Linked DNA regions of Homo sapiens: region 1 is linked to region 2. Evidence: read pairs that join two places in POLR2A ChIA-PET (ENCODE). Cell type or tissue: endothelial cell of umbilical vein. All regions are shown on one strand. Each heading gives the region's core, and the rest is flanking DNA. Links, peaks and the distances in the headings are about the cores only. Region 1 overlaps FRMD5 (FERM domain containing 5). Region 2 overlaps SPG11 (SPG11 vesicle trafficking associated, spatacsin).

What was found. ChIA-PET counts read pairs that join two places held together with the same protein. Peaks named below come from ENCODE experiments on the same cell type or tissue, not always from the same donor. Only the 100,000 strongest peaks of a DNase experiment are listed, where the experiment ranks them.
Region 1: POLR2A ChIA-PET joins it to region 2 with 6 read pairs; 3 of 35 experiments call an interaction of 5 or more read pairs at or near these places.

The regions. Positions count from the first base shown.
Region 1 is chr15:44,015,124-44,032,441 of GRCh38, reverse strand. All of the region lies in intron 1 of FRMD5 (FERM domain containing 5), which reads left to right. Among named protein-coding and RNA genes, the nearest start is that of FRMD5, 170 kb to the left of the region's middle. RefSeq lists a silencer at 11,093-11,307. In endothelial cell of umbilical vein, for the core only: a CTCF peak has its summit at 9,145; a DNase peak (open chromatin) is centred at 9,061; H3K27ac peaks cover 1,385 bases.
Region 2 is chr15:44,566,744-44,571,743 of GRCh38, reverse strand. SPG11 (SPG11 vesicle trafficking associated, spatacsin) reads left to right here. Exons shown (of 40, transcript NM_025137.4): 34 at 1,086-1,219; 35 at 2,239-2,346; 36 at 4,152-4,320. Among named protein-coding and RNA genes, the nearest start is that of EIF3J, 32 kb to the right of the region's middle. In endothelial cell of umbilical vein, for the core only: no CTCF peak of the experiment used is centred there; no DNase peak of the experiment used is centred there.

The DNA of each region.
Region 1 (17,318 bases), core at 6,973-11,972, 550 kb after region 2:
ATATTTTCTCCATTCTGTAGGTTGTCTGTTTACTCTGTGGACAGTTTCTTTTGCTGTGTCTGCAGAAGCTCTTCAGTTTAATTAGATCCCACTTGTCAATTTTTGCTTTCATAGCAATTGCTTTTGGCATCTTTGTCATGAAATCTTTGCTTGTTCCTATGTCCAGGATGGTATTGCCTAGGTTGTCTTCCAGGGTTTTCATAGTTTTGGGTTTTACAGTTAAGTCTTTATCCATCTTGAGTTGATTTTTGTATATAATGTAAGGAAGGGGTCCAGTTTCTATCTTCTGCATATGGATAGACAGTTTTCCCACCACCATTTATTGAATAGGGAGTCTTTTTCCCCGTTGCTTGTTTTTGTCAGCTTTGTTGAAGATCAGATGGTCATAGATGTGCAGCCTTATTCCTGGGCTCTCTATTCTGTTCCATTGGTCTATGTGCCTGTTTTAGTACCAGTACTATGCTGTTTTGGGTACTGTAGACTTGCAGGAATTATTTTCTACCCTGCTTGAATTTTAAAATAGCTCTCAAGGGACCTGATCCATAAAGATTTGCATCTATAATCTATAGAGTTGGAGCAGAATAATCATTTGATAAAAATGAAAGATGTCCCCATTTTTAGTTTCTCTAACGTTCAAGTAATCTTAAAGTTAAGGCAGATGTAAGGATAAGATGATTGGGGAATATCATGAAAATAGCCACCAAATACTGGACTACGTGAAATAGGACCAAAAGGGGTTAACATTGCCATGGACTGAACATGTTTGTACCCTGCAAAATTCATATGTTGAAACCTAATCCCCAGTGTGATGGTATTAGAAGATGGGGCCTTCGGGAGGTGGTTAGGTCATGAGGATAGAGTACTCATGATTGGGATTAATGACCTTATAAGGGGTTGAAGATACCAGATTTCTCCCCTTCCACCATGTAAGGACATATTAAGAAGGCACCATCTATGAACCAAGAAGAGGGCCCTTACCAGACACCATGAATGGCTGGCACCTTAATCTTAGATTCTCAGCCTCCAGAACTATGAGAAATAAATTTCTGTTGTTTATAAGCCACCCAGGTTATGGTATTTTGTTACAGAAGCCCAAATGGACTAAGACAAACATTAATTTTGTTTTTATATTTTCATAGAGAAATGATGGGATAACTGTAATATCCAGTTGTGTGTGGCTTTTTTTTCTCCCCTGTGGAAGAGGGGCCCTGGGCAGAACTTTATATTCTTGCACTTTTCAAGGACTTCAACCTTCATCTACACCACTATTCTAATTATTTTTATCACCCAAGCAGGTAGCTGAGTGTGCAGCACCCATCCATCCAGGCAGGTGGGAGCCCAAAGCACTCCTCACTAGGGTTGTAGAGCATGTGAGTATCTAGTCACTTGGCCAGAGCTTTTGACTAGGAGACCCAGTCAGACTGACTGACACTCCTCCTGCATCACTTTAGGGCTTCTTTTTTTTTTTCTTTTTCTGGTCTCTTTTGGAAAACCTGCTTCGGCAAATTCTTGTTGTTTTAATAGAGAATAGATTTCTTCTGCCTATTTAGTTCAGACCATTATTCTCTCTCCTATCTTTTTCAGACTTTGCACTCTTAAGTTTCTCTCATCCAGCACTTCCCTCTTCTTCCTTTCCACGTAACTTCAAGTGTGAGGGTGACAGAAAGACTGCAGATTTTGTGGAGACAGAGTCAAACCATGCCAAACTTCCATCTTCCTCCTCCTTCACCTTCTCCTTTTTGGGGATTGTAATGGGATCCATGGTATCACTGAGCTTTGCTACAAGGTGGAGTTGCCATTGATTATAGTGTTTAACTAGGGAGACTCAGAAAGGGAAACATACTTGCTTTTTCCTAGCATAGGGTTTTGTTTCCATTAAGCTTGAGAATGAATGAAGTTTACAGGAAGCTAGAAGTTTCACTGAGTCAATCCCTGTTCGCTTTATTCATCCAGGGCTTTGAAGTCATTAACACATAAAGTAGTGCTGAATTATAAATCTTGTCAGTAACACTAAGTATTTTCAGTTGTACATTATACTGTTGCTCAAGGAGAAGTAAATACAAAAATAAACAAACAGTAGAGGGCAGAATCAGGATTTATAAATGGAGTGGCTTTGTGATTCTGCTCTTCATAATCTGACTCTGGGTATGGGATTTGGATACGTAAATCTTATTAGAGCACCAATTTCCCCTCCTTCCCTCACCCCTCACCCCAGTTCAACAAAAATTAATTTTGTAAAAAAAAAAAATCAGTGTTGTAATGATCACACATGTTCATTCCCATTTAGTCTGCCTAAAGTTATGCCAGGAATTCTGTTCCAGGAAGTACAGATTTACAACATCAGCTGTCAACTTTTTTGTTTCCCATGTTCCAGTCTCTTTGAGAGCATCAGGCTACCAAGGCAGAGAATTTGTGATTTGTTTGTTCACTTATTCTTTAATTACCAGAAACATTGGAGGCTAGAGTACAAAAATGAATAAAACATAGTCCATACTCAAAAAATATATAATTCAAAGAGGCTTTTCATTCATAAGTTCTTTCAGTGTTTACTGATGATGTTCTTCAGGTGTTCTCACTTGCAGAATGCTGTGGCCATGCATCAGAATCACCTGAGACGTTACTAAAAATTAGCATTGCGTATGCTCCACCCCAGACCTACTGAATCGGAATCTCTAAGCATCTGTTCTGTTTTAAAGCCTGATAGGTAATTTTAATGTTATTGCTAGAGTGTTGAGAAACAAATTTACTGTGGAAAGTACAGTGATTGAATATGTCTGCACCTCAATCCTATATAGCCTTGTGTTTTAGTTACCATGTCAGCATATGTCAGCCTGTGTCTCCACCTCAATCCTGTATAAGCTTGTATTTTAGTTACCATATTTTCTCTGTACTGTTCCCTGTTATGTTCTGTTTACTAATCCTAGCCACTAGAATACCTATAGGTTTAATAGCTTTAACACTGAAATTATCCTGGGGCAGGTAAAATAAAGTTGCTGCTAAACACCAGAGTTAGTTTATTGGTTCAGACATCACCCATTCTGGTTCCTATTGCTGCTTTCTTATTGTGACTGCAAGGTCGAAATCCTGCACAGCTATTTGTGGTTCTGGTTTTTTTTTTTCCTTGAAGCAAAAGGATGCAGCAGTGTTATCCGAAGGGCTTTAAACAGTGAACCAAATGTAAGTTAAATATGGTGGCAGGAGCCATTCCATAAAGGTTACAAACTTGTTTTAGGAGTGAAGTGGGGACTTTTTTGGCTTGGTGCCAAAATGGAACTGGCATTGTTTTTTCAATTCAGCCTGCCTGGTATTTCTATCATAGCTTTGCTAGTTGATCAGTTTCCTCTCACTATGGCCTCTTATTCATTCCTTCATTTGGCAAATATTTGTTGAATACCTACTTATGTCAGGCACTGTTAAAGCAGTGGATGTAGTGGTAAATAAAATAGAAATGGTTTAGTCTATTTCTTTGAGCCTTCCTCAGAGAAAATGTCACTTCTTTGTCAATGTCTTTACAGCCTTTATCCTGAGACCAGGAGAGAAAAATTACCTAAATATCCAGTCTAGTTTAAAGCTTAAACTGATCCAGTAATTCAGACAGTCCCTTGGGGTAGTGTCATAAATGATGGCCATAGGTGTCTCCTGGTCTCAGGGGCAAGGTCCCTCATCCACTTTAGTGCTGCTTGTTCTGCTGTCATTTAGGGCTGAAATATGTGGCTGTAGGCTGCTTGCTCAGAACCCAGTAGCACTCTGGCTACCTGGGCCTCCCCCTGACTTCTGGTTGCACCCCCCTGAGCCTCTGGTGTGTCTGCCATCCAGTTCATCCTCTTATAATCTCTCAGTATCTGTGCCTTATGGGAACTATGGGGGCTCAGGAAACCTGAACCTCAGACACTTCTCTACCAGACCTGCTACAACGCTGAGTCACTGTTTCTGTGCACCATGTTGTGGTGGAGGCTGCCTGAGAGTTGATCTTCTCTAGACTCCCAAACATGAAGAAGGAGTGGGCACTTGGCCTTTGATTTTATCCTCACTTATTTAACAAACTGATTTATCTCCAGGCTGAGGAAATCAGTGTTGCTTTGCTGCACTTCCATCTCGCATAGTCTGGAAGTCTGGAAGGACTTTTTCCTACATTATATCCTTCTCTTGCCATAGACCTAGCATGGCAGTTATAGTTGGATGGAATATCTCCTCTACACTCCCTTTTGTATGGGCATGTTGGTTGATATAGAAAAGGGAGAAAAAGTATTTTGGAAAAGTCTTTAAGATGACTTTTCGCTTATAAACTACTGTTTTCCTGCATGTCATAGATTATATTTTTCTCTGCTTGTTCATTCTCCCTTCCTTTTCCGTGTGATATGCAACACCTCCTATGAGAGGAGTACACATCCTTGCCCCATTGATGTTAGGCTTAAATGTGTGACTTTCTTTGGCCAGTGACGTGTGAACAGATATGATATAGACCACATCTGGGCAGAAGTTTTGAAAGTCAGCACAGGGCCGGGCGCGGTGGCTCATGCCTGTAATCCCAGCACTTTGGGAGGCCGAGGAGGGCAGATCATGAGGTCAGGAGATAGAGACCATTCTGGCTAACACAGTGAAACCCTGTCCCTACTAAAAATATGAAAAATTAGCTGGTTGTGTTGGCACGCACGTGTAGTCCCAGCTACTCGGGAGGCTGAGGCAAGAGAATCGCTCAGGAGGCAGAGGTTGCAGTGAGCTGAGATGGCACCACTGCACTCCAGCCCGGGCAACAGAGCGAGACTCTGTCTCGGAAAAAAAAAAAAAAACAAAAAAAAAAACTAGAAAAGAAAGTCAGCACAGGTTTCCACCAGCCCTCTTTATTCCTTCTGCCGTGAAAGTGGCATGACCAAAATCAGGGCTGTTGCTTCTGCAAGGGTCGCAGAATAAGAGTCATGTAACAGAAACCAAGCTGCCCCTGACCTGAATCCAAACTGCACTGTAGTGAGAAAATTTTGTCCTTATAAACATGAAGATTTGGGGTTGTTACTGCAGCAAAGCTGACTTAATTCTTTCCAAATATTCCATGTTACATAACAAGAGGAACTAAATATGGAAAATATTCTAACCTCTAGTTTTTTTGGGTTTTTTTTGTTTTTGTTGTTGTTGTGTTTGTTTTTTGCTCTGGAGAAAGAAGTGACCATCGTTATGGAAATAAATGCTATGCATACAGCATATCCAGGTGAAAATTAGTAATTAAAGGATAGAAAGTCTTATTTTAAGATTGTGACATTGTTATAGGGACGTAATATAGAGAAGAAGGTACTAACCCTATTCAGTGGTGGGTTAATTCTGGGTTGTGATCCCAGGGTCATTGTCCACAGTTTGTGAACAACCATGGGATCCTTTCTGTCTTTATTTGTGTGGATGCAAGCGATATAGCTCAGATTCCAACAAACACCACAGATTCTTCTTGCTATTTTTTATTGCATTGTATTTTAGGAATTTGTAAACATGTAAGATTTATTTAGTGGTGAATACACCTGTTTATTTACTTACGCCAGAGGCAAGCAAAAGAACTGGTAGACAATGAAGAAAGAACTGTTGATCCCACAGTGATCATTTTAGCTAATCTGTGCACACATGGTAATCACCATGAGCAGAATAAATTTTGGAAAAAGAAAAATATAGTAGCTTTTTCCTTTAGAAATGCTTAGGATTCCTCTGGATTTGAGTGGTTGGAATTTCCCTGCTGATATATTTCTGGTTTGTATATAGAACTGCCCACCATTTTCTGTTTGAGAAAAATCATTTCATCATGCTCAAACCTTGGGTTTGCTAAGAAAAAATAATAGTCCTAACTTCGGATACTTTATTGTGATAGACAGGGCTTGCAACTGAATCTGATAACAGATTCGTAGTTCAGTTCTCTTGAGTAAATAAATAATAAGCTGTGAAGAAAAGCAACAATGTAGGGCCAAATCACTTTTAAAGTAATTGTTCATGTGCTATAAATGTGGAAAGGGAAAAAAACTAGATAGAACATGAGAAATACAGTAATAGTTAATCTAGTGTATTTTAATACAGTCAAATGCTATTTTAAATCGTAGAATAGGTATGACAGAAGAGGGTAATGAGTGGAACTTTTTGCTTAAGACAAAACATACTGAATGAAATTTGTTTCTATCAAGAAAGAGAGAGGCCAGATGTGGGGGTTCATGCCTGCAATCCCAGCACTTTGGGAGGCCAAGGCGGGTGGATCACTTGAGGTCAGCAGTTTGAGACCAGCCTGGCCAACATGGCGAAACCCTGTCTCTACCAAAAATACAAAAACAATGAGCCAGGCTTGGTGGTACATGCCTGTAGTCCCAGCTACTCAGGAGGCTGAGACACGAGAATCACTTGAACCCAGGAGGCAGATGTTGCAGAGAGCTGAGATGGTGCCACTGCACTCTAGCCTGGGTGACAGAGTGAGACTCTGCCCCACCCTGCCCCACCAAAAAAAGGAATTAAGGAGGGTGGAAGGAAATTAGGCTGACCATAATTGCCAGAGCCTGTATAAGTAAAGTGAATGAGAAAAGGTGTGATTTTCCTGGATCAGGTTTCAGAACTTATCCTGTTTAACAAAGAAAATCATATGTTGCTGATTCCCAGAAAGGCGGTAAGTGAGCAGCCACCAAGCCTGGCTCTCAAGAGTGGTAGGCTCCTCACCTGTCATTCAGTGGGCATCCATATCTGTTGGCTTTCTGTATACTATTCATATTTAATACTCCCTATTTTCTTAACACTCCCAGCTCTAATTCTTCCACAGATCCTACTGTACCAAATTTTATTCCAAAGTCAACAGCATTTCACATTTATACTTAGAATACTAATTAAATTATGAGTTACCATTTAATGCATAGAGTACCCTAATAACCTGAAAAATGAAGACTTGCTTCTGATGTTGACTTACTCAGTTGTTCCTATACTTTGGCAGACTGCATAGATGTATAAGATATTAGATATAATACATATAATTACATATATTTGTGTGTGTGTATATATATGTGTGTGTGTACATTCTCCCATGCATCTCTTTTGTTTGCTAGAATATCCTTCTTATCAATATCTAACTTCCTTTAATGTCCATTTAAATGGCATTTCCTCTATGAAGCCTCCATTCACTCTCTCTTAACCCCTAGCTAGACGTTACCTCTTCCCATGTCTACATTCCAATAGCATTTAATTATTTTTTTCATAGGGAGTTTTAATGATATTTTGTTCTATATTATAGTTATTTGTATATATTTGTATCCCCCCTAATAATGGTGATGGTGGTAGCAGCTACCATATGTTGAGAACTTTCTGTTGGCCAGCCACTGGATTAAACTCTATTCCTCACAATACCACTGTGAGTTAAGTATTACTACCCCACTTCTACAAATGAGGAAGTTGAGGCTGAAAGAGCTTGAGCTAGGTGGGCCAAATTCATACAGCTAGTTTGGTAAAGTTGAGATTTAAAAGCAAATCTGTTACTCTCCAGATCTCATACCTATAAACCATTCCCCTATTACTCACTTATGAATTGAGTGAGGATGTAGGTTGAGGGCAAATGGAGGAAACTCACTTTTACTGAATGTATAATCTGTGCCTGACACTTGACTAAGAGCTTTCAGGTATTTTATCACATGAAGTAGATGTTTTTATTTACATTTTATGGATGAGAAAACCCATGCTTACTATAAACAAAGATAAAAATAACAGACTTTGAGAAGATATTCGTATTTTATTTTACTGGCAAAGAATTCAGAGCCAGAATATGTTTTTAAAATTCCACAAATCAATTTTTAAAAAATGAACCAATTCCCCAATTTAAGAAATGATCAAAAGAAATGAACAGGAAGTTTACTTAAGGGTAACCTGTAATAGGAAAAAACGTATGAAATGATAACTTTATTAGCAATTAGGGAAATATAAGTTAAAAGATGAGATACCATTTCAAACCTGTAATGTTGGCAAAAATTAAAATGCCTGACATGTAGTTTTGCTAAATGAGAATGCACCTAAAATGCACAATGCTAGGTACAAAAGAAAATGATATGCCACTCTGGAGAACACTCTGGTGTTGTGAAGGTTATCATACCCTGTGACTCAGCAATTCCACTTCTTAATATATATCTTAAAGAAATTCTCCCAGGAGACATGTTTAGTGCCAATATTATGAGGGGGATGGACAAATTGTGATATTTTCATACAGTCGAAAATCATAAAAAAAAAAATCATAGGGAGTTAAAACAAATGATCTGCCACACATCTGGTGTTTATTTTCTGTACTTTTCTCTATGATTAAAATATTAATAATGTAAAACAAAAGATGAAAGAAACCTAGATTCCAACTGTACATTGTAACACTTAACAAATGTTTATTGAATTAAAATTTCATTTATGTTCACAATGGTAATAGCAGTCACAATTTACTGAGTGCTTATTTATTGCTAGGTGCTACATATACTTCATATCCTTCACATCCAACAACCTTGCAAGGCAGGTCTTGTTAGGCCAGCCACTAGATATGGAAAACGAGACCTAGGAAGGTAAAGAAAGGTTATCTTCTTTCTTGATATCATGCTGATTCTCAGAAATTCACAAAGTACTGCCCTTGTGTCCTGAAAGCATTAATGTTCCATAATTTATAATCAGTTAATAACCTGAGCTTTAAAATGATCCATTTTAATATAGTAAAAAGTGACATTCAAATACTGTAAATTTTATATTACTGAAGACTTTAGTGTTTGCCAATTCTTGTAATTTTGTTTTTAGACTACTGGAGGATCACTGGTGGGAATGTGTATGGACTGCAAACAAGTCCAATTTACTTTAAAAGAGGCTTTAAAAATACACTCTACAGTTTTTAAGTCTAGACGTTTAAGTTGAGAGGAGCTTATTTCTTTAAAAGAAATAAATGAAAAGGTTTTGTACTAAAACAGGCTCTTTCCCACAAAGAAAGTTCCGTATTATTAAGCTCAAGGTGCTTTGTAATGTTCTGCCTATTGCCACCTCCCTGTTTTCTGTCCACAGCCCCTTGGCTTACTTGTCTGGCCTCTGAGCCTTTGTACATGTCATTTCCTCTGAGTAAAATGTTATTTCAACATTATAGCTTAGGACTCCTATGTCAGGTTATAACTCTCACTGCCTCATTTGCAAGCAATTCCTGTAACAACCTCCAGATGGGGAGATACTGGGGGACCTGGGGAAATTGAGGGGAAATGGGAGTGTCTTCAGGTATCATCTAGATGGTAACTACATTTCAGGGGCAAGAACGTCTCTTGTAGACCCCTGACCTCAACCCAGGAGTGTACATAACTGGTGTGGCCCAAAGACTGGGGCTTTTTGTGTCCCCTTGCCCCTATTTTTGCATAAATACATATCTAACAGATAAGCTACTGGACCTCTGAGCTCCTCTCACTCCTCTCCCCAACATTTCTTCTCCTTCAAATTTGCCCCATTGCTTTTTTCCAAATCACCATGTTCTTAACCTCCAGGGTCATTTTTCTGATCTACCTGAAGCCATTCTGTAACAAATGCATATAACCCAAAACTTTGTAACATTAATCTGATAGTTACTTGACTATATGAAAAACGGTATGCAGCTGTGGAAATAGTGCTAGACTACTCAGATGGTCTAGAGTCAGGGCTGGCTCTTCCATTTCACATGTGTCCCTGAGCAAGTCTCTTTCTTCCTCTCCATTAGAAGGAAAGTAAGCTCACTGGAATCCTGGAACCAGCCTATCCTGGCCCACAAAATACGATTGTTAAATTTTTGGCAATCTCATGAGCTTTTTTTCTTTTAAAATTATTCAAGTGTAAGAATATTCATGATTACCTGCCCTCTTTTTTTTTTTTTTTTTTTTTTTCTGGTGGAGTGGGGACAGAGTCTTGCTCTGTTGCCCAGGCTGGAGTACAGTGGTGCAATCTCAGCTCACTGCAACCTCTGCCTCCGAGGTTCAAGTGATTCTCCTGTCTCAGCCTCCCGAGTAGCTGAGATTACAGGTACATGCCACCACGCCCAACTAATTTTCGTATGTTTTTTTTTTTTAGTAGAGATGGTGTTTCACCATGTTGGCCAGGCTGGTCTCAAACTCCTGGCCTCAAGTGATCCCCCAATCTCATCCTGCCAAAGTGCTGGATTACACGCATGAGCAACTGCACCCAGCCGCCTGCCCTCTTTTGTATTATATTAAAATATACATAACATAAACTTTATAGTTTTAGCTATTTTTAAAGTACATACACATGGTCATGAAGCCATCACTATTATCCATTTTCAGAGCTTTTTAATCATCCCAAACAGAAACTATTACTCCCTCCTCACAGACCCAAGTAACCACTCTTCTACTTTCTGTCCCTATGAATTTACTGAGTGTACCTCATGTAAGTAGATATTATTCATTATTTTTCCTTTTGTGTCTGGCTTATTTCACTTAGCATAATGTTTTCAAGGTTCGTCTATCTTGTAGCATGTACCAGAATTTTATTCCTTTTAAGGCTAAATACTATTCCATTGTATTTACATACTACATTTTGTGTATTTGTTGATGGATATTTGGGTTGTTTCCACCTTTTGGCTATTGTGAAGAATGCTTCTCTGAATAGTGGTGTACAAATACCTGTTTGAATCTTGGTTTTCAATTCTTTTGAATATATACCGAGAAGTGGAATTGCTGGATTGTATGGTAATTCCATGTTTAATTTTTGAGGAGCGACCATAACATTTTACATAGCAGCTGTATCATTTTACATATATAAGAGTTCTAGTTTCTCCACATCTTCAGCAACATTTGTTATTCTTTCTCTTTTTTTAGTAATAGCCATCCTAGTAGATGCAAAGTAGTACTTTATTGTGGTTTTGATTTGCATTTCCCTAATGATTGGTAATGTTGATCATCTTTTCATGTGCTCACTGGCTGGCAATTTGTATATCTTCTTTGGGAAAATGTTCAAGCCCTTTGCCTATTTTTAAAATAAAATTGTTTGGCCTTTTGGGTTATTGAGTTGTAGGTGTTCCTTATATGTTATATATATTAATCCCTTATCAGCTATATGCATTGCAAATATTTCCTCCCATGCTGAGTTAGTTACCTTTTATGAGCTGGTTTTAAGGCACAGAAATTATTAAAAATTAAACTATATGAACTAAAAACTTACATATATATGTATATTTGAGACAGGGTCTTGCCCAGGCTGGTGTGCAGTGTTGCAATCTCAGCTCACTGCAACATCTGCCTCCCAGGCTCAGGCAATCCTCCCATCTCAGCCTCCCGAGTAGATGGGACCACAGATGCACACCATCACACCTGGCTAATTTTTGTATTTTTTTGTAGAGACTGGGTTTAGCCATGTTGCTCAGGCTGGTCTCAAACTCTTGGACTCAAATGAGCTGCCTTGGCCTCCTAAAGTGCTGGGATTATAGGTGTGAGCCACTGCACCAGGCCAAGTTATATTAAAAACAAAATAAATACACAAAGCTAATCATTTTATGGTTATCTATTCTCTTGAGATATTTGTATCTATTATATCTAAATGATGGAAATCTTATGTAATGGTGTACCACTGCATTTTTTCGCCAACTCTGAGTTCAGTGATTTCATGTTGATAGCTTGAAATTACCTGTGATAGAAGTACTTACACCACTGAAATCAACAAACACTACAAATCAGGGCTTGATTTATTGTTTTGTTGATTGTCTAGACTCAAGAAAGTGATGAAGAAAATGTTAATAATTCATTCTCTATAGCTATTACTTGTGAATAGCACAAAAGATTGAGAAATATTCTTCCAGTATGGGAAAATTATTCATTGATTTAGCAAAGAAGTCACTCATATGATTAATAAATTAATAAAGCTCCAACGTACAGTTTTTTGCTTTACTTTTGTCTTAGTTGTTAAAAAATATACTAATTCATACATTCATGGTGACCCACATTTGAGGAGCTAGTTTTTAAAAATTTACAAACACACTACTGAGTAAGCATCCTAGGAGCAGGAACTCTGTCTTGTTCATCACTGTAAATCTGGCACCTAGAAAAGTGCCTAGCTGTTGAACAAATGAAGATATATAACTTCTCAGTGTCTCAATTTCTCATCTGTAAATTGAGGACAACAGACCTATGCTGCTACAATACTGGGGTGAGGGAAGAGCAAACGTGATAACAAAGCTGAAACCACTTTATGAACAAGCAGCATTAAGCAGATGTAAAGTGGTCTTATTAAGATATATTATGAAATGGTGAGCCAAGATCGCACCACTGCACTCCAACCTGGGCAACAGAGCAAAACCCTGTCTCAGAAAAAGAAAAAAAAAAGATATGATATGATATCATACCATATACTGAATGTATTTACCTCATATGTTGGTTGGTTAAAGGACTCTAATAGAGATAAGGATTCGTATATAGATAATTTGTTTCATTCAAAGAAAACATATATTTATTTTATTTCTTTATAAATAAATATTTTGCAGTCTCATTTGCCTGGTTCAGTGCTAGGTGTTCTGGAAAATATTACAGAAATAGATTTCTTGCACTCAAAAGATGCATATCTGCTCATAATGATAACAAATACAACATTTAGAGAACAGAAAAATTAAGTGGGAAATGTTTGGTATTAGACACCGTGCCAAGGATTTTAGTGCTTGTTCTTTTTTTTCTTTCTTTCTTTTTTCTTTTCTTTTCTTTTCCTTTTTTTTTTTTTTTTTTTTTTTTGAGACAGACTCTTGCTCTCATTGCCCAGGCTGGAATGCAATGGGTCAATCTCAGCTCACTGCAACCTCCGCTTCCCGGGTTCAGGCGATTGTCCTGCCTCAGCCTCCCAAGTAGCTGGGATTACAGGTGCCCACCACCACACCCAGCAAATTTTTTGTATTTTTAGTAGAGATGGGGTTTCACCATGTTGGCCAGGCTGGTCTCGAACTCCGGATCTGAGGTGATCCACCAGCCTCGGCCTTGCAAAGTGTTGAGGTTACAGGTGTGAGGCACCGTGCCTGGCCCTTTCTTTTTTTTTTTTTAACAGGATGCCAAAGATATTTTGACTAGCCTTTCTGATTATTAAAAACCCTTCTTTGATATTATTTTCCAGGGCATCTTGGATGATGGTGTTAGATCATCATCAGTAAGCATTTAATAGATAGTCACTGTATGTACTAGCTGTGCTAATAAAAATATAAACTCTAGGATTTACAAAATTGGGTGAAATATGGTCTGCAGAAAACAGGCAATCATAAATGCATTAGAAATATATGCCCACATCAGCCAGGCATGATGGCTCACATCTGTAATCCCAGAACTTTTGGAGGCCGAAGTGGGTGGATCACCGAGGTCAGGAGTTCAAGACCAGTCTGGCTAACATGGCAAAACTCCGTCTCTACTAAAAATACAAAAATTAGCCGGATGTAGTGGTGTATGCCTATAGTCCCAGCTACTTGGGAGGCTAGGGCAGGAGAATCGCTTGAACCCAGGAGGCAGAGGTTTCAGTGAACTGAGATCAGCCACTGCACTCCAGCCTGGGTGACAGAGTGAGACTCTATCTAAAAAAAAAAGAAAAGAAAAGAAATGTATACCCACATCGACTGTTAGCCATCTCTCTCCCTCTTAGCTATTTTAATATGCCAAAAATTATTTCTCTGGAAATAAACTGCCTAGGTCAGTAAGACCAAAACATGGAGGACAAGGAGACAGTGCTGGCTTGGGATTTACAGGGCAAAAGTCTCTATTTGACCAGATGATAAAGAAGAATGGAAAAAGAAAGGATTAGGGCCATGGAAGCCAGGGCTTTCTCCTCCTGCCCTGTACACTTTGTCTCACTCCTTGAGTCAGACTAGAATTCTTAGGGGTGCAGCCACAGACCTGTGCCTGTGGACTGAGAATTAAACAAGTGAATAGATTGAGAACTTAGTGACAGGACATTTTTAATGATTATGCCCCCAAAGTGATACTTTTTTTCAGTGTTCTATTTGCAAAGGCCCCTATCAGATTTCCTTGCTGAGAATTAATTACTCACATGCCCAAACTTAATCAAATTTTTCTCATCACTTTATGCAGACAGCCATTAAGAGTAGCTCGACACTTTACTAAAGGAGTTACCCCTCCCTTTTTAGAATACCTAAATCCCACTGAGGCATGAAACAAACAGATTGGTGTATACTGCTTAACTGTTCCTTTGAGGAAGAATGATAGTTTATGTTTATGTATTCCATTTATATTAACTTTCGTCAAAAGTGCTTTTTGAAGTTTATTTGCATTAAGTCACAGTCTAATCCCTTGATCTAAACCATATTAAATACTTTGATGCCAGCCTGTGCTTTGAACAAATATTTCAAGTAGATAACATTAACTTAAATAATCCTGCTGCCTAACATATTCTCAGATAAAATATTGATTTAAATGCTAATATAGATGTGCAGAGTTCCATTTTCTCTTTCCTTATAAGCAAAAAAGGATAAACATTTAGCCTTTCCTAGGCAGTGGGACTTAGGCTAATATAAAAAATTAGCTCTTGTGCAGTGGGACTGCAGCAGGGTTTGAAAGCCATGTTTGATCAGGTGCGGTGGCTCACACTTGTAATCCCAGCACTTTGGGAGGATGAGGCGGGCGGATCACGAGGTTAGGAGATCGAGACCATCCTGGCTAACATGGTGAAACCCTGTTTCTACTAAAAATACAAAAAAAAATTTAGCTGGGCATGGTGGCGGGCGCCTGTAGTCTCAGCTACTTGGGAGGCTGAGTCAGGAGAATGGCGTGAACCCGGGAGACGGAGCTTGCAGTGAGCCGAGATCGCACCATGCACTCCAGGCTGGGCCACAGAGCCAGTCTCAAAAAAAAAAAAAAAAGAAATATTTGGGGATTAATGCTATTAGATCAATGACTTGCCCAAAATCAGCTCAATACATGGCAACTGATTTATCAGTGTACACAGTGTACTGTGTTTAAAATCCATAGTGACTAATGTACTAAATAAATAGTTAAATGTAATCACAATAATAAAAAATAAAATTTGAAAGGCCTTAACCGTTTACAAAATACTGGCAGATACATGATCTCATTTGATCTCAAAAATTCTATCAGAGGTCGGGTGCCATGGTACATGGTTTTTGTTTTTTTTTTTCTGAGACAGAGTCTCGCTTTTTCACCCAGGCCAGACTGCAGTGGCGCTATCTTGGCTCACTACAACCTCCACCTCCCGGGTTCACACCATTCTCCTGCCTCAGCCTCCCCAGTAGCTGAGACTACAGGCGCCCACCACCAGGCCCGGCTAATTTTTTGTATTTTTAGTAGAGACGGGGTTTCACCGTGTTAGCCAGGATGGTCTTGATCTCCTGACCTCGTGATCTGCCTGCCTCAGCCTCCCAAAGTGCTAGGATTACAGGTGTGAGCCACCGCACCCGGCCAGTTCATGCTTTTAATCTCAGCACTTTGGGAGGCTGAGGTGGGCAGATCACTTGAGCCCAGGAGTTCAAGACAAGCCTGCAACATGGTAAAAACCTGTTTCTACAAAAAATTAGCCCAGTGTGGTGGCAAGCACCTGTAGTCCTAGCTACTCGGGAGGCTTATCACTGCATTCCAACCTGCAAAACCGAGTGAGACCCTGTCTCAAAAAAAAAAAAATTATGTGAACTACAACAGTTATTATTATTATCTCTTATTATCCAAGGCCACTCTATTTATAAAATTGTAGTAGCTAGACTCGAACCCAAGTCTTCATTTTTTTTTTGTTTTGTTTTTGAGATGGAGTCTCACTATTTTGCCCAGGTTGGAGTGCAGTGGTGTAATCTCGGCTCACTGCAGCCTCCACCTCCCGGGTTCAAGCAATTCTCCTGCCTTGGCCTCCCAAGTAGCTGGGACTACATGTGCATGCCAACATGCCTGGCTAATTTTTTGTATTTTTAGTAGAGACAGGGTTTCGCATGTTGGCCAGGCTGGTCTTGAACTGCTAACCTCAGGTGATCCACCTGCCTCGGCCTCCCAAAGTGCTGGGATTACAGTTGTGAACCACTGCGCCCAACCTCCAAGTCTTCATTTGCCAGAAATGGTAGTTTCCACAATGCCATTGCTGCATCCCTATGGCCTGTTTCAGGGTATAATGAAGAAATACATTATTCGTATATATAAATATTAACTACCTTATAAGGACTCTGATGGTTTCTTAGTAAAACACTTCAGTGGTATAATTCCCACTAGATTGCTCAGTTCTCTTGGTCAAATATTATGGGTAGTTTTGGTAGGTTTTTTCTTTTCTGACCAGATCTGCCACATTTTGTCAGCATTCTGGGTTTGCAGATGTTGCTGTTTAATTAGATTGCTCTGTAGAGGATGAGAGAACCAGGAGGTTCATTTGCATAACTGATAAGTGGCTGGGTTTTGAAGCAAGAGATAATGCTTCTTTGGGTCCTATGAACTGGTGGGAAGGCAAGGTGTTAGTCTTTTTCTGTTGGAGATTATCTGTAAACCGGGAACTTCTCCACATCTAGGCACTCCCTGTATCTGAATATTGTATTCTGAACCTTACTCTGTACTCTAGCAAGATGATAAATGTAATGCAGATATAAATCAACCTTTCATTTACTTAAAATAATAATTCTGCAGTAAAGGAAAAAACGACAGCTACTCTGATCCTTGAATACTGGGCAAAGGCAAGCCATCTATCTGTAAGTGCATAGTCCTTCAGTATGACGTAACCTTTCTCATTTAATGAACATTTTCCCCTAGTAACTCTTTGTGCTGGCAAACCATGAAAGAAAGCATGTGGACTTGGCAGCCCAACCCTGAAGTTTTTGTCTCAAAAATTATTGCAATTTCTGTACTAAGGGTCCAAAGGACATTTGTTTGGACACAGACTTTTCTGAAATTAAAAAGAATGACCTTATTTCACTTAGTGAAATGAGTTGTACTCTTAAATAGAGTCCATTTTGAATAGTTTTTCTTAGAGCAACACTGTCAAAAAAGAAGATATATTTTATATTCTTCTCATTATTAGAAGAAAATGCACTATTAAAATACCTTCAGGGCCAGGCACGGTTGCCCACACCTATAATTCCAGCACTTTGGGAGGCCAAGACAGAAGAGTTACTTGAGACCAGGAGTTTGAGACCCATCTGGGCAACATAATGAGACCCCAGCTCTGTAAAAACCAAAAGGTAAAAATGTAGCCAGGCATGGTGGTGCTTGCCTGTAGTCCTAGCTACTCAAGAAGCTGAGGCAGGAGGATCACTTGAGCCCAGGAATTCAAGGCTGCAGTGAGTTATGATCACACTGTTATACTCCAGCCTAGGCAACAGAGTGAGACCCTGTCTTGAAAAAAAAAAAAAAGTTTCAGTAAGGCTT
Region 2 (5,000 bases), core at 1-5,000:
GGGTGGATCATGAGGTCAGGAGATCGAGATCATCCTGGCTAACACGGTGAAACCCCGTCTCTACTAAAAATACAAAAAATTAGCCGGGCATGGTTGCAGGTGCCTGTAGTCCCAGCTACTCGGGAGGCTGAAGCAGGAGAATGGCCTGAACCCGGGAGGTGGAGCTCGCAGTGAGTGGAGATGGCGCCGCTGCACTCCAGCCTGGGCAACAGAGCAAGCCTCCATCTCAAAAAAAAAAAAAAAAAAAGAAAAGAAATTTAAATAAAAATAGCCTTCTCTATCTCTTCTCGGTCCAGTTCAACAGTATTTACTGAGTGCCAACTTTGTGCCAGACACTATAAGCATCTAGGATATGGTGTATAAGCAATTCCTGGAGCTCAGACTAGGGTCTTAATACACAGTAAGAGCCAGAATGATGGGGTCAAGATAGAGTTCTGGACGAAATGTCCAAACGAAGGCCTGAAGGATTCATTGTCAGGGATGCTTAGGAGTCAGTAGGACTGGAGAGGGCCCTGCAGATGCAAAAGCCCAGAGGCTACAGCATGTTTTAAGGATGGAGAACCTTCTTCAGTCCTCACATTGCAGGTGTTTTTCCCAGTTTGCCTTTTCATTGTGCTTACAGTGATTGTAGTATTTTTAAATCTGTACATGTCAGACTTTCACTACTCTAGAAAGCCAGAACACCAAATGGCACTTGATTAGGCCCTGAGACCTTTTGCTGGGATACAAGCAGAGAATGCCCTTGGATTCATGTTGGCAGGAACTCCATCAGTTTGTCTGCAGAAAGTTTCTCCATGTTTAGAAGGCGAGGGTGCTGTGTTCTCATTTTGGGGGCCTTTTGGGGAAACAGTCACTACATGATTGTCTTTGAGGATTGTGCCATGACTGAGAGAATGATTTGGATGTCATCAAGGGGCTGTCTCAAAGCTACAGCTGCTAAGTTCAGGGACTTCGGAGGGCTGATGGGACGGCCCTCTCCAGACAGGCCCCTTCTCCACCAGGCCCTTTTTCCCTCCTGCCAGGCAGAGGTTGACAGTGGGCAGCCAGGGTTCATAATCTTATCTTACCAGTGCCCACCCTCCCAGCCACAGAGCTCCTGATCCTGGCCCATCATTGCTTCACCCTGACGTGCCACATGGAGGGCATCATCCGAGTCCTACAGGCCGCCCACATGCTCACAGATAACCACCTGGCCCCCAGTGAGGAGTATGGGCTGGTGGTAAGTAGCCCCCTCAACCCCAGTCTCCATCCTGTGGAAACCTTTGAGAGTAGTAGAAAGGGTGGGAGCCAGCCCAGAGCTGATGTAGTCGTAGGGGGTTCTGCCCATCTGGATACCACTACCTACTTGAGAGTTGGCTGGGCAGCCCAACCCTCTGCTCCAAGTTATCATTTCTGTCAGAATCAGAGGTTGCTCCAAAGGAGCGAAAGGGAGAAGATCCCTCCCAGGTTCCAGGGCCATCCCACCCCCTAGTCAGGGCAGTTAACTTTTCTAGATAGAGGGCTAAGACAGCTGCATTTTTCCCCAAAACAAGGTTTGGACCTTCCCCCCATCTCTGAATTGAAGTAAGTCGGCAACTCAGTTCCCATGTGCCTCCCTAAATTCTCTGGGCTTGAAACTGACCTGAGTGGCTGAGCAAGCTACTGGGCCACTGTCATGAGTAGTGGTGAAAAGAGGAAGAGTGCCTGCCCAGGAGAATGGCACTTTAGCACTTGAGAGTCACATTTAAGGACAGCAAAGCCGTTCATGGTGGCTCACGCCTGTAATCCCAGCACTTTGGGAGGCCGAGGCAGGCGGATTGCCTGAGGTCAGGAGTTGGAGACCACCCTGACTAACATGGTGAAACCCTGTCTCTACAAAAATTAGCCAGGCATGGTGGCACATGCCTATAATCCCAGCTACTTGGGAGGCTGAGGCAGGAGAATTGCTTGAACCCGGGAGGCGGAGGTTGCAGTGAGCCGAGGTCGTGCCACTACACTCCAGCCTGGGTGACAGAGCAAGACTCCATCTCAAAAAAAAAAAAAAAAGAACAGCCAGTGGTGGCCCAGTGACTGACATTTCTGAATCCTCCAGAGGCCCCCTGTTGGGTACATGGGAGGGAGCTAAGCATGGTAGCCTGGAAATTAGCCCTTCTCCTCCTGGAGCTTGGCATCTGAAAGCAACCACTGATGGTAGTTGTCTGGCTCAGAGAACTCCAGACTCCAGGTGATGCTGATGCGAGCTGTCCTCCCACTTCACAGGTACGGCTCCTCACTGGCATTGGAAGGTACAACGAGATGACATACATATTTGATTTGCTGCATAAAAAGCACTACTTTGAAGTGCTAATGAGGAAGAAGTTGGATCCGGTAGGTGCAAAGTAATGAGCTCCAGGATGGGGTGTACTGCTGATAATTCAGGAGCCTCAGCTTTTCTCAGGAATAATCTCAGTCAGGGTAGACTCTTGGGAAAATGGAGGGAAGGAATTAGGGACCTCCCCAAGACATACACTGTCACCAGTGGCTTCAGATTCTGGTTCAGATCAGTCCGTGAATATGCTGATGCCATATATTTTTTTTTTCTTTTTCTTTTTTTTTTTTTTGAGACGGAGTTTCGCTCGTTTCTCAGGCTGGAGTGCAAATGGCGTGATCTCGGCGCAACATCCGCCCCCCAGGTTCAAGTGATTCTCCTGTCTCAGCCTCCCAAGTAGCTGGGATTACAGGCATGCACCACCACGCCCGGCTAATTTTTGTTTTTAGTAGAGATGGGGTTTATCCATGTTGGTCAGGCTAGTCTTGAACTCCCGACCTCAGGTGATCCACCCATCTCAGCCTCCCAAAATGCTGGGATTACAGGCATGAGCCACCGTGCCCAGCCGATGCTAAATACTGAAGAAAATAAGTTTGTCCTCCTCCACCTCAGCCTCTGTCTCCTGCCTCTACTGTCTTAAATGCCTTCTCTGGCAGGGGCAAAAACCCTGAGCCAGGCTGAAAGTGGATTGTCTAGCTCTGAGGTTGTTTGAGGGCTTTTAGAGTGGAGAGTTTTCAGGAGACTGTGAAAAATTGTGCTGCTAAGAGCCAGGTTGGGAATCAAACACAAAAGTTTAGACCAAAAAGCTGTGGAGCCATTTATGATGATGAACAGGAAGGCGGCTTGGAAGCAAAGGCCTGACTTGTTTAAGTCTTGGGCTCTGCAAGCCCGTGTGTCCTCAGTGTCCTCTGTGACACCGAGCATACTCCTCACAGTACCTGTTTCCAGAACATTTGGATGATTCATTGCTTCTGCTCATTTCACCTTTGGCTTCTGGGAACATGGGCCCAGCCAGGCAGGATTAAGAGAGAAAGCAGAAAAAAATCTCTCTTTAATATTGGGCCAATTTCAGGACAGACCAATCTAGTCATCAAGTGAGGAGCAAGTCCTGGACATAGGTGCATCTTCAAGATCCCCCAAGGGTTTTTAAAACTGTTTTTGAGGCAGTTTTCCTTCTGCATTTAAATATTTTAATAACTTTTTCCTGATTACAAAAGTAATGCATATTCCAGGTAAGACACTTGGAAAACAGAACAACACAGAAAAAGCCCTCAGTGTCTATCCATCTGGAGACAGTCACTAACAATTTGGTATAGGCCTTCTTTGCACATGTACCTGAAAACATCTATATATAATTATTTTAATAAAACTTATACAGTGAAGAGATGAAATATCCTGCTTTTCTCACTTAACAAAGTATATCATGACTATTTCCCAAATCAACAAATCATCCTCCTACATAAGTTTTAATGGCTACATGGTATTCTCTTCCCCTTATTTTGGACATCTGGATTGTTTCTCATTGTTTGCTATTAAATATCCCTGTTACATTCATCTTAGCACTTTTCTCTGCTTATCTCTTTAGGGACAGATTCCTAGAAATGGAATTGTTAGATCAGCTTATGCGGGTGTATTTTTAAGGTTTCTCCCTTTAGAAAAAGTTTTGCCTTTCACACTTCCAACAGGAAAGCACACATGCCTGTTTCCTCATACTTGGGACAGCATAAAACTTGTATTTATTCTCATTTTTGCTCCTCTTCTTCTTGGGAGTTTTTAAGGAATGCAGAACAAGGTGACTCAGCTAGTCCTGTCTGCCTTGCAGTCCCTGACTGACACCTTGCTTTTTCCCTTTTATTCTGGGCAGAGTGGTACCCTGAAAACAGCCCTGCTGGACTACATCAAACGCTGCCGTCCTGGAGACAGTGAAAAGCACAATATGATTGCCCTGTGCTTCAGCATGTGCCGGGAGATTGGCGAGAACCACGAGGCAGCTGCCCGCATCCAACTGAAATTGATTGAGTCTCAGCCCTGGGGTGAGTGAGGTCACAGCCACACTACCAGAACAGTGCTGCTAGCTAGGTAAAATTCCTTTTTTTTTTTTTTTTTTGAGACAGAGTCTCGCTCTGTCCCCAGGCTGGAGTGCAGTGGCACGATCTCAGCTCCCTGCAACCTCCGCCTCCCAGGTTCAAGTGATTCTCCCGCCTCAGCCTCCCAAGTAGCTGGGATTACAAGCACCTGCCACCACACCCGGCTAATTTTTTGTATTTTTAATAGAGATGGGGTTTGACTATGTTGGCCAGGCTGGTCTTGAACTCCTGACCTGGTGAACTGCCCACGTTGGCCTCCCAAAGTGCTGGGATTACAGGTGTGAGCCACCATGCCCGGCCCTCGATAAAATTCTTACAGCAAAGGACAAGAGCCCATGAGATGGGCTATTAGAATCTTGAGGTAGGTGGCCCGGCACAGTGGCTCATGCCTGTAATCCTAGCACTTTGGGAGGCCAAGGTAGGTGGATTGCCTGAGCTCAGGAGTTCAACACCAGCCTGGGCAACATGGTGCAATCCTGTCTCTACTAAAATACAAAAAAAAAATAGCCAGGTGTGGCGGCATGCACCTGTAATCCCAACTACTTGGGAGGCTGAAGCAGGTGGATCACTTGAACCCGGGAGGCGGAGGTTGCAGTGAGCCAAGATCGCGCCCATTGCACTCCAGC